Linked DNA regions of Homo sapiens: region 2 is linked to region 1. A link is an interaction called in ENCODE POLR2A ChIA-PET data of the cell type or tissue named here. Cell type or tissue: HepG2. All regions are shown on one strand. Links, peaks and the distances in the headings refer to the core of each region. The heading gives the core; the rest is flanking DNA. Region 1 has its middle 12 kb from the start of TMEM44-AS1. Region 2 overlaps ATP13A3 (ATPase 13A3).

Evidence for each region. Peaks named below come from ENCODE experiments on the same cell type or tissue, not always from the same donor. Only the 100,000 strongest peaks of a DNase experiment are listed, where the experiment ranks them.
Region 2: POLR2A ChIA-PET joins it to region 1 with 5 read pairs; 5 of 35 experiments call an interaction of 5 or more read pairs at or near these places.

The regions. Positions count from the first base shown.
Region 1 is chr3:194,569,765-194,575,148 of GRCh38, reverse strand. No RefSeq gene overlaps it. Among named protein-coding and RNA genes, the nearest start is that of TMEM44-AS1, 12 kb to the left of the region's middle. RefSeq lists enhancers at 1,300-1,469, 2,515-2,809, 1,786-2,985. In HepG2, for the core only: a CTCF peak has its summit at 1,178; DNase peaks (open chromatin) are centred at 1,178 and 2,748; H3K4me3 peaks cover 739 bases.
Region 2 is chr3:194,444,053-194,449,436 of GRCh38, reverse strand. ATP13A3 (ATPase 13A3) reads left to right here. Exons shown (of 34, transcript NM_001367549.1): 12 at 801-980; 13 at 1,428-1,585; 14 at 2,322-2,510; 15 at 4,651-4,712. Among named protein-coding and RNA genes, the nearest start is that of ATP13A3, 40 kb to the left of the region's middle. RefSeq lists an enhancer at 1,435-2,634. In HepG2, for the core only: no CTCF peak of the experiment used is centred there; DNase peaks (open chromatin) are centred at 2,026 and 2,456.

The DNA of each region.
Region 1 (5,384 bases), core at 183-5,182:
TAGGCTGTGTCTAGGCAGCGGGCAAGGTGAAACAGTGCTGACTGCTCACTGGGGCCATGCATATGACCGTGAGATAACGCAGTGATTTTCAACCCCAGTTGTGCACCAGAATCACCTGTGGTTTGTTTTTGGTTTTGATTTAATTCAGATTTCCTGGCCCCACTCTTCATGTATTCTGATTAAATGGATCTGGGATGAGGCCCCTATAATTGGTATGATTTGCTTTCACAAATTTAGAGGGAGAAAGAATGTCCTATAATCTTTGTTTTTCCAGTTCTGCACTCAAGAGGGCAAACGTTGTATTGCAGGATGCCCAGAATCCCCTGTTGAAGCTTCCACCTACCCTGAGTTTTCTGAGAACCCTAAAGGCTTATTGAGTTCTAAAAAGTGAAGGAGCTGGTTGGGCACAGTGACTCACACCTGTAATCCCGGCACTTTGGGAGGCTGAGCAGGGTGGATCACCTGAGGTCAGGAGTTCATGACCAGCCTGGACAACACGGTGACCCCCATCTCTACTAAAAATACAAAATTTAGCTGGGCGTGGTGGCAGGCACCTGTAATCCCAGCTACTCGAGAGGCTGAGGCAGGAGAATCCCTTGAACCTGGGAGGTGGAGGTTGTAGTGAGCCGAGATCGTGCCACTGCACTCCAGCCTAGGCGACAGAGCGAGACTCTGTCTCCAAAAAAAAAAAAAAACAAAGGAGCTGCCGTGGAATTAGTCTGGCTTCCACTCCCAGAGGGGAGAGAATGGATGGTAAGCAGTTGCCTATTTTTCTTTCCTGCGCCTCACTTTCCTTATCTGTGAAATGAGAAGAAAAGTATGCCCCACCTCAGAAGATTGCGGTGAAGGCTGAAAGAGCACAGAGGCTGTGACAGCACATAGTAAGTGCTCAATAAATGAAGGCTATTGCCATGAAGGCAGCAAGGCCTCCTGGGTAGGGGTGTGGGCTCCAGAGCCAGACTGCCTGGGTTCACAGACTGGCAGCCACTCTAATTGTGTAGCCTTCATGCCTCCATTTCCTTCTCTCTACAGTGGGGGTGATAATGACTTCCTCACAGAACTGTTATCGGGTGAATTAATAAGTGTAAGGCACATTGATCAATGCTGGGCAAACAACACCAAATCATTATTAGCAGTTACGGTTACCTCTGCTGTGACCGCTCACTGCCTCATGGTGTCACTGTCAGTCACTGGTCCTGCCCCATCCTTAGCTTGTACCCTCCAGCTGCTCCTAGCAGCCTCGCAGGGCAGCTGTGCCTCTTCAAGAAGAGACCACCTTCCCCTCCCTCTTGCTAATCCTGGCCAAGGAATCCCTACTTGGACTCCTAAGTTCACCTATACAGCCTCCTCGTGGGACACCAGCTGGCTGTGGGATGCTGTGTCAGACCCCGTTCCAGCCTCACCAGCACAGGGAGCCAGGACCTCCACGCTCTTGCCCGCTCTTCCCCAGAGATCCACCCCAGGGTCTGCAGCATTTGTTTGGCCGCCTTGGAGCCTAAGCGTCTGAGAGCACCCCTTTCTCCAACACTGAAGCGATTCTTCTAAAGGAAATTACCACAGTAAGTCCTGGGATCCCCAGTCCCCACTCTGTTCAGATGGCTGCCCTCTGTGCCTCCAGGTGACTTAGTTGGGAGATTTCCTTACCAGGTGTCAACATTACACTTCCGGTGGTACCACTGCCTGGGATTCCAAGGCCATTTTTTGCTTCTTAGAGAAGCGGGGTGGGGAAAGCCCGTATGTCTCATCTCTGCTGGGAACCATATTATGTGTAACTTTAAAAAACCCCAGGCATGATTCCAACATGCAGCCAAGGAAGAGAATCACTGAGGTAGGAAGACTGAGACCTAATGGTTATTAAAACCCCTGCACAAGTGGGAGGCTGTCCGTTGATTCCCTTGAGGCTGCCTTCCCTGGGAACATTTCGATTCTAGAACGCAGGCTCTGAGTCGGTGGTTAGAGATCAGCCGACTCAATGATTCTCCAGTTCAGTGGGCAGCAGAATCGCGGGAGTGGTCTGCTTCTTATACAGCTTCTCAGGTCTCAGCTCCTGATCGGCGACGCTGATTCAGTGGGATGGAGGTGGAGGAGTGGGAGGGATCCCAGATCGCAGTGAGATGCATGGTGAGGAACCCTGGGCGGGGAGGGTGTGGGCAAGGTGGGCGAAGGGCTGCCTGCACATCATGCCTAGGCAGGGAGTTATAAGAAGCAAGGGCAGCATCTCAGAGGGGCTCAGATGTGAGGGAATTGTCATCAGAAGCTGGAAAAAAACAAAATTGTCAAAGTTAATTGCCAAATCTCTCTCCAAATAATATATCCCCTGTCCGACTATCAGGGCCTATTTTCAGATGGAAGAAAATGTGTGTCCAAAGCAGGAATCCCAAGATCAGAACCCTCTGTGGGAGCGGAGGTGAACCCTTGGGAGTGGAAGCTGGGAAGACAATTGCTGCCGATGGTCAGTGAGGAAAGCCTTGGGCTCCAATGACCTCATGGCTCTTTTCTGTCGCCGGTGACAGGACACTCCCTTCCCCTCTGCCCACCTCCACCCACAGGCATATCAGACAGATGACCACATGAGAGCACGGGAAAAGTGTTCCCCGTCGATAACACACATTCTCACGTGCTGCCGCTGCCGCCACCGTCCGACCTAATCCCCCAAATGTCCCGTGATGTCAGGCTGAGTGAGGCAGGGTGAGGTCACCCCAGAGCTCATGCTCTTTTTCCCTGGAGACCCAGGAATTTTTGAAAAGTTGCATAAGAGCAAATGCCTGGTCATGCCTTGGATTCTTTGTGTGAAGCCTTTAGCTCCGGCAGCCCGAGTCTCATTTGTCCCCTAATTCACAGTGTGTGACTTTGTTTTTCTCAGCGGTGTTCACCAGGAGAGGTAAAACAATACTCCCTTATCTCCTCAGAGGGGTCAGCAAGGCAGCCTGGTCGGCCATGAAGCAGGGAAGAGCTGGATCAAACTAGGCTCAAAAGCTACCAGCTCCAGAGCCCACGCCTCAGAAGGACTCTTCCCCCACGGCAGTGCATTCCGGCAGGGGGTGTCCCTGAGGGGTCTCCTTACACCTAAAGTGGTTGTCAGTCCTTCAAAGTTAGTGATAAAGAGTCCAGAGCGTCCTTAGTATTACCATTCACAACAATATGCAGAGATCACCAAAAACAGCACTTTTCCCCTCCATGAGCGTGCTCTCCAGCCTCTGACCCTCCCCAGTTTTCTCAGGCCTCCTACTTGACTAAATATTTGGGAAGTGAAACAATAGCTCACTACAGCAGTGGTGGGCAATTACTGGAAAATCACGTGATTGTCCGAATTGAACCAATTTGTCAAAGACCATTTTCCTTTCACTCATCGCCTCCCCCACACCCCACGATAAGATAGGGTCCCTAGAGCACAATAATCCTTTCCTGAGATACAATTTAGAGGCTCCTGAGAAAAGAAACAAAAGTGAGGCTAATTTTGGCTTTTCTGAGACTAAAGAAAAGCACACAGGCAGGCCCTGTCCTGCTCGAGGAAGCCAGGGTGGGCCTCGTTTCGTCCCTCCAGGGTATCTGCTCGGTCACCAGGGGATTTGGAGAACAATGCAAGGGCAGCGAGGGGGAGATAGGAACCGAGTCCTGGCCCTGGCCGCAGTGACCGAAGTCTTGCCTGGGCCCTGAAGAGATCTCTACCATAACAGCCATGGCTTCAGACTTAAACATTCTGTTAACTGCAAATTTATCACTACCCTTCCCCAGCCGAATTAGTTTTTATTTTATTTATTTATTCGTTTTTTTGAGACAGAGTCTCGCTCTTGTCACTCAGGCTGGAGTGCAATGGTGCGATCTCGGCTCACTGCAACCTCCACCTCCCAGATTCAAGTGATTCTCCTGTCTCAGCCTCCCGAGTAGCTGGGACTACAGGCACCCACCATCACGCCTGGCTAAAAGTTTCCCCATAAACCTTTCACCTACTGGTGTCTTGGAGTTTGATGAATATTTACTCATTCTCTCTGTACTTAATAACTCTGCGTCATGACGCCCAAAGAGGCAGGTATTATTATCTACAGATGAAACTACAGATTGAAAGGTTGACACTTGTCCAGGTCACACAGTGTGATAATAGCAGAGGCTGCGTCATGGAAACAGAGGTCCTGTTTTCCTGGAAGAAAACATTTTCACTCTGCTTTCCACCATGACTTAGCTGTTGGGAAGCAGCAGGCCTCACTTCTAGCGAACTCCACTGGGCACGGGGGCACACCTGTCCGAGGTGGCTCCTGCCCTCTCATCATCCCAGGAAGGAGAAGAGACAGTACATCCTAGGCAACACTTCCTCTCTCGTGGGCCAGCTCTGTCTGTGCTTCGGGCCCTTCAATCTCACTCCCATGTCTCCCAAGCCCTTTCATATCTTGTCCGCTGCTTTCCCCTGCCCTTGTGTTCCAGCTTGAGCTGCCTCGGGTGTCCCCAGCTGCGCTCTCCCATCCAGAAAGGCAAAGAGGCAGGAAAGCTTTCACCAGGGGTGGAGGAGGTGATGAGAAGGAAAAATGTTAGACTTCCAGTTGTCCTGGGGGTCAGTGGGACAGCTGCAGAGATGCTCCAGCGTTTCCCTATAGTGTGACAAAATGGAAACTCCTGCTGCTTCATGCCAGCATTTCACATCACAGCACACGCGTGCTTGTGGCTTTCTGTTGACAAAGGGGAGGCAGACTCTTTTCATCCAAATCCACGGTGTCTTGTAGACTTCTTTTTAGCTTTGCTCAGCGGAGAAGCATTTCCGAAGCCCCGCGGTGGTTTCACTACCCCTTCGCAGTCTGCTCGCAATCCGTTTGCGGCCACAGACAATCTCCTTCTGGAAACCATGCGTCTAGTAGATCAGTGGCAAGCAAAGTGTCCAGTTTAGCCACAGGTCTTTGTGTGGCTGTGCTTTGAGGGTGCAGCGGATGCTTCTCTCTTGGGAAATGATAAATTCCACCCTGTAGAAGGTTATTTGGGCTGATGGAAAATCTAACAGACCGCTTGTCTGGAATAAGCAGGATAGTGAACCCCCTCAGTCAGGCCTGAGCCGTTACCAGTTGCCTGCCCTTCAACTTTCTGTCAATATTGTTCAAATTTCTCTTCCTTCGAAGCTGAATTTGTTGGTGTGACAAAAAATAATCTTTTTTTTTTTTTTTGAGACAAGATCTTGCTCTGTCACCCAGGCTGGAGTGCAGTGGTGCTATCTCGGCTCACTGCAACCTTCACTTCCCAGGCTCAGGTGATTCTCCTGCCTCAGCCTCCCGAGTAGCAGGCATTTGCCACCATGTCCAGCTAATTTTTGTCTTTTTAGTAGAGACAGGTTTTCGCCATGTTGGTCAGGCTGGTCTCGAATTCCTGACTTCAGGTGACCCACACGCCTGGCCTCCCAAAGT
Region 2 (5,384 bases), core at 218-5,217, 130 kb after region 1:
AAGTGTTGGAATTACAGGCGTGAGCCACTGTGCCTGTCCAATATCTTATTTTAATCGTGTGAATTTTTTTTTTAATTGTCCTAGTTGATCTGGCTAGAAAATGATTTATATGTAATACATTTTGAAACTGTTAAGAGTCGTGTCTTAAAACACACAAACACATATCTCGTATCTTAAAACACACAAACAAATACATATCTGACACACATGCCTTCTTTGAAGCAAGAAATGTGAATGCTGCAGAGAATTAATTTTAAAAAGAATTTGGCTGTTTGTGGTTGTTTGAGAGAACCACCACATTACTCATTTTCACATCTCTTTTTTGCCCAGCTGTCTTTTCTGTTCTGTGTGTGTGTGTGTGTGTGTGTGTGTGTGTGTGTGTGTGTGTGTGTAGGGGTGGATCGGGGTAGGCCCTCACATCTCTTCTGTACAGTGCTTTCCACTGTTACCATTAGTTCTTAGAGGTGCAGGGACTATAGCAACTACTTAATCTTTTTTGAAATTATTTGAAACTGAACAATGCAACTGTTTCTAAATATAAACAAATATTACCTTTGAGCCACAAATCACTTTCTGGAATTATTGTGGGAGATAATATTTGATACTTCTATGTGAGGAAATTGGTAGACAAAAAATTAAGCCATGTTGTCCACATATACAACTCTCAGTGATTATTGTAAACAGTATGGTAGCATTTAAAATATTTAACAATTTAATATTTTTTGGTGTTCGATACTGATTCCTGTGCTTTCGTTTAATAATTTGTAAACTGTTTTTGTTGTTGTTGTTGTTTTTTAAAGGAGAAAGTGTTCCAGTGACAAAGACTAATTTGCCAAATCCTTCAGTGGATGTGAAAGGAATAGGAGATGAATTATATAATCCAGAAACACATAAACGACATACTTTGTTTTGTGGGACAACTGTTATTCAGACTCGTTTCTACACTGGAGAACTCGTCAAAGCCATAGTTGTTAGAACAGGTAGGAAACATCTTAATTAATCTCTTTTTGCATGTTTCAGCATATTTGATACCTACTAAATGTTTAAAAAGAGATTCTGGGCTGGGTGCTGTGGCTAACGCCTGTAATCCCAGCACTTTGGGAAGCCGAGGTGGGCGGATCATGAGGTCAGGAGATTGAGACCATCCTGGCTAACATGGTGAAACCCCGTCTCTACCAAAATTACAAAAAAATTAGCCGGGCCTGGTGGCGGGCGCCTGCAGTCCCAGCTACTCGGGAGGCTGAGGCAGGAGAATGGCGTGAACCCAGGAGGCGGAGCTTGCAGTGAGTCGAGATCACACCACTGTACTCCAGCCTGGGTGACAGAGCGAGACTCTGTCTCAAAAAAAAAAAAAGAGAGATTCTGTTTTGGGAGATAATTCTCATTTTCTTATAAAAATATCAATAATTGTCTTCTTTTTTTGAAAGGATTTAGTACTTCCAAAGGACAGCTTGTTCGTTCCATATTGTATCCCAAACCAACTGATTTTAAACTCTACAGAGATGCCTACTTGTTTCTACTATGTCTTGTGGCAGTTGCTGGCATTGGGTTTATCTACACTATTATTAATAGCATTTTAAATGAGGTATGTATGTGGGACTCTTAATAGGGTTTGAACCTCAATTATTTATCATATGCAGCTATTGAGGATTTGAAATGTGGCTACTGAGAATGAGGAACTAAAATTTTAAGCTAATTTAATTTTAATTAATTTAATGCTAACAAAGTCATGAGACTAGTAGCTATGATATTAGAAAGCCCAGCTATAGAACATTTCCATTGTAAAGGATACTTCTTTTGGGTGCCTCTGGTTTAGATGGTCTTTTACTTGGTCTTGTGACTTTAAAAAAAAAAAACAGGAAAAAAAACCCCCCCACATAATCACCAAAAGCTTTATTTTCTCTTTTTTACCTCTGAGATGTAATATACAGTGTTAAAATGATTTGTGGTTAGTTAATTGAAGGCGCCGCTTGTCAGAAGTGGAGAGTGGTACAGTAAGGTGTGTGCACGCTGAGTCAATATCTGATAATGATTGTTGACCGGCTTTGAAGTGTGTCATGTGTGAAGTATGTAGCGCCTTGAAAATGAGATAAGTTTCTTTTGAAAGTAGCTGTCATTCTATAATCCATTGAGCTTTTTTATTTTGCAGAAATATCTGAAGAAAAAAATTATATATGGTTAATAGATATGTATATACACACACATACATAAAATTGAAATATACAATTGAAAATGGCTTACAGATTTTCACTAAAGAAATACCCATATTAAATCCGTAAATAATACTGGGGATTTGACATTTATTTTTGTGTTAATTGTAGGTACAAGTTGGGGTCATAATTATCGAGTCTCTTGATATTATCACAATTACTGTGCCCCCTGCACTTCCTGCTGCAATGACTGCTGGTATTGTGTATGCTCAGAGAAGACTGAAAAAAATCGGTATTTTCTGTATCAGTCCTCAAAGAATAAATATTTGTGGACAGCTCAATCTTGTTTGCTTTGACAAGGTGGGTTCAGTTTCATAGTTACTTTCAAAGGTTACTTCGTAGCGTTTAAATATTTAGATCAATGTTTTTTATTTTCTTTGTCAACAAATTTGGACACATTCTGTCATGTTCCTCTAATTTTCCTTTTCCTCCACTTATTTGGTATATGCATCATTTTTCTATACCATAAGTTCTCACTTAACATTACTGATAGGTTCTTGAAAACTGCAACTTTAAATGAAATGAAACCAGTTTTACCATAGGCTAATTGATACAAATGAGATTTAAGTTCCTATGCCATATTTTGGTCACAAAAAATCACCAAACTTCTAAATAAAGATCTAAAACACTTCTGATATTAATCATTGAAATAAATATGAGCTATACATTCATTTAAGAAAGAAATAAAAACAAGTAAGGTAATTATTTACCCAGTTGTTTTATTTCAGGCTCCTGGGTAGTGGGAGCGTATCTCAGCAACTGGCGGAACGAGGCAGGAACCAGCCCTAGACAGGATGCCATCGTATCGCAGGGTGTACTCACACTCGCGCAGACTGGGACCATTTAAATGTGCTGGTTCACTTAACTTGCGTAGCTTTGATGTGGGAGGAAACTGAAGTACCTGGAGTGAAACCCATGCAGACAGGGAGAGAACATGCAAACTCCATGTAGATAGTGGTCGCGGCTGGGCCTCAGCTCTCCCCACCACTGGCACCCATCGTGTTATAAAAAAAGACGGACAAAACAATCGTATTTGAGGACATGCTATATTTCTTATTTTCTCAATTTTTAATACTTTGGATATTGCTTATTTGCTCAAAGCTTCAGTTAACTCCAGAATTAGGCCTAGTAGTATTAATAGTAGTAGCAGTAAAGATTACGTGACCTTTAATTTTTTAGACAGTAATTCTTATTTAACACAATAGGCTCCATACATATATATTTATTATGATTTTATTGCTTGTAAGTGTGTATGTTTAGTGTTTGCTGTATGATTTTATTGAATATGTTTAAGAATTATGAAGGTCACTGATTTTATGTGAAAATGACAAATTATGTACCTGTGTGAAGTATATCTTGCCTCTTAGAAAGGTTTCTCCTTTCCTGAGCTGGAATTTTCTTTAAAGTTTTCTGAGAATTAAACTTTGACCAGAAAACCTTCTATCAAACTTTTCTGGGTAACTGATGTGATACAAATTTGATTTTTGTGCATTTCATTATTACAGAAAAAAATGGGAAACATGTTCTGTTAGAAAAAAATATGTCACATACTGCTACAATTATTTCATATTTATCAGTTCAAAAAATTTCACTTATGCTTGTCTTTTTTGGAAACTTTCCTAAAAGTTTTAAGACAAAAGTGGAGAAAAGATGTGTGTATAATAAACACTCATTTACTCATTACCCAGCTTTATCAGTTATCAACACATTGTCAGTCTTATTTTATCTATCTGCTCATTTTGAAGGGGACAGCATCAGACATTATTTCACTCATAACTACCTTAGTATGTGTCTAGAGGATATTTAAAATATCACTATCACATTTAACAGAATTAGCAATTCTTTAGTTTTTCTAATATCCAGTTGAGATTTCCTCATATCTCTAATTTTTACTAGTTGATTTTTCAGTCAGAATCCAAATAGGGATTACATTGCTTACAATTAACATGTAACAATTGCCTTTACTTACCCCTTATCTCCAGTTATTTTGTTGAAGAAACCAGGTCATTTACCTTGTGGATTTGGCCAGTTGCTTCCTCCTGATGTACTTTAACCTGTTCCTCTTGGCCCTCCTTATACAGTAATCCTTCCTTTTTTGCTTTATAGGCATCCTTTATTGATTGATAAGATAGGTTAACTGGTGCATCCTTCCATTGATTTTTTTTTTGATAGTATAAGCACGTAAATATATACCCCTCTCTGCCCTTACGCAGAAGATTTGTGATCATTGTTTGCACCCCCTCTCCCACTTTAACCATATGTCCTGGAAGCCATTCTCTGTCAGGGATCTTGCCTGTTTCTTTTTTTAACTCTGTAGAACTCCATTATGTTATATGTAGCATAGTTTCTAATGCTGTGTGGTTGCTTTTTATTTTTATTTTTGGGTTTTTTTTTGAGGCATCATCCATACTTTGTGCATGTGTGCTTTTTTGTTTTTTAGACTGGAACTCTAACTGAAGATGGTTTAGATCTTTGGGGGATTCAACGAGTGGAAAATGCACGGTAAATATTAGTTAGACTTGATAGTTTATTAGTTTATTTTTAATATTTTAACATGTGCAACATTCAAACATAAAGGAAGTAATAGACAACTGTGTACCTATACCAGGATTAAACCGTGGACATGTTGCCATATTTGCTTCAGATCGCTTCCTTTAGAATATTAAAATATTATAGAAGTTGCCAAAGTCCCACTGTATCCCTTCCCCAATTCCTACTGCCATTCTGAAATTATTTTTGCATATTTTATATTTTTTCTAAGTATAAATCTATAAATAAGTATCCATGAATGATATACTGTACATATGTTTTGCTGCTTTTTTCCCCTCTCCAAACTTTGTTTTCAAGATTTATCCATGTTGATATGTGCAGATCTAGTTTATTAATTTTAACTGCTCTGTCTTATTCCATTGAATGATTAAACCTTGTCTGTTCTTCTACTAAGGGACAATTCTGTTTTTTCTTCTTTTTTCTCTGCACTGTTGCAAATAGTGCTGGAATTAAAGTTCTTACACATAAGTCCTTGTAGGCATGTGGCTGAGTTTCAGTAAGCTAGATCCCTGTAAATGGAAAGGCTGGGCCGTAGCATGGGCACGGCTTCAGCTTTATGCTTTCTCTCTCAGTGGGTAAAGATCTTTTTACTCCACATTCTTGCCAAACTTAATATTGTCAGAC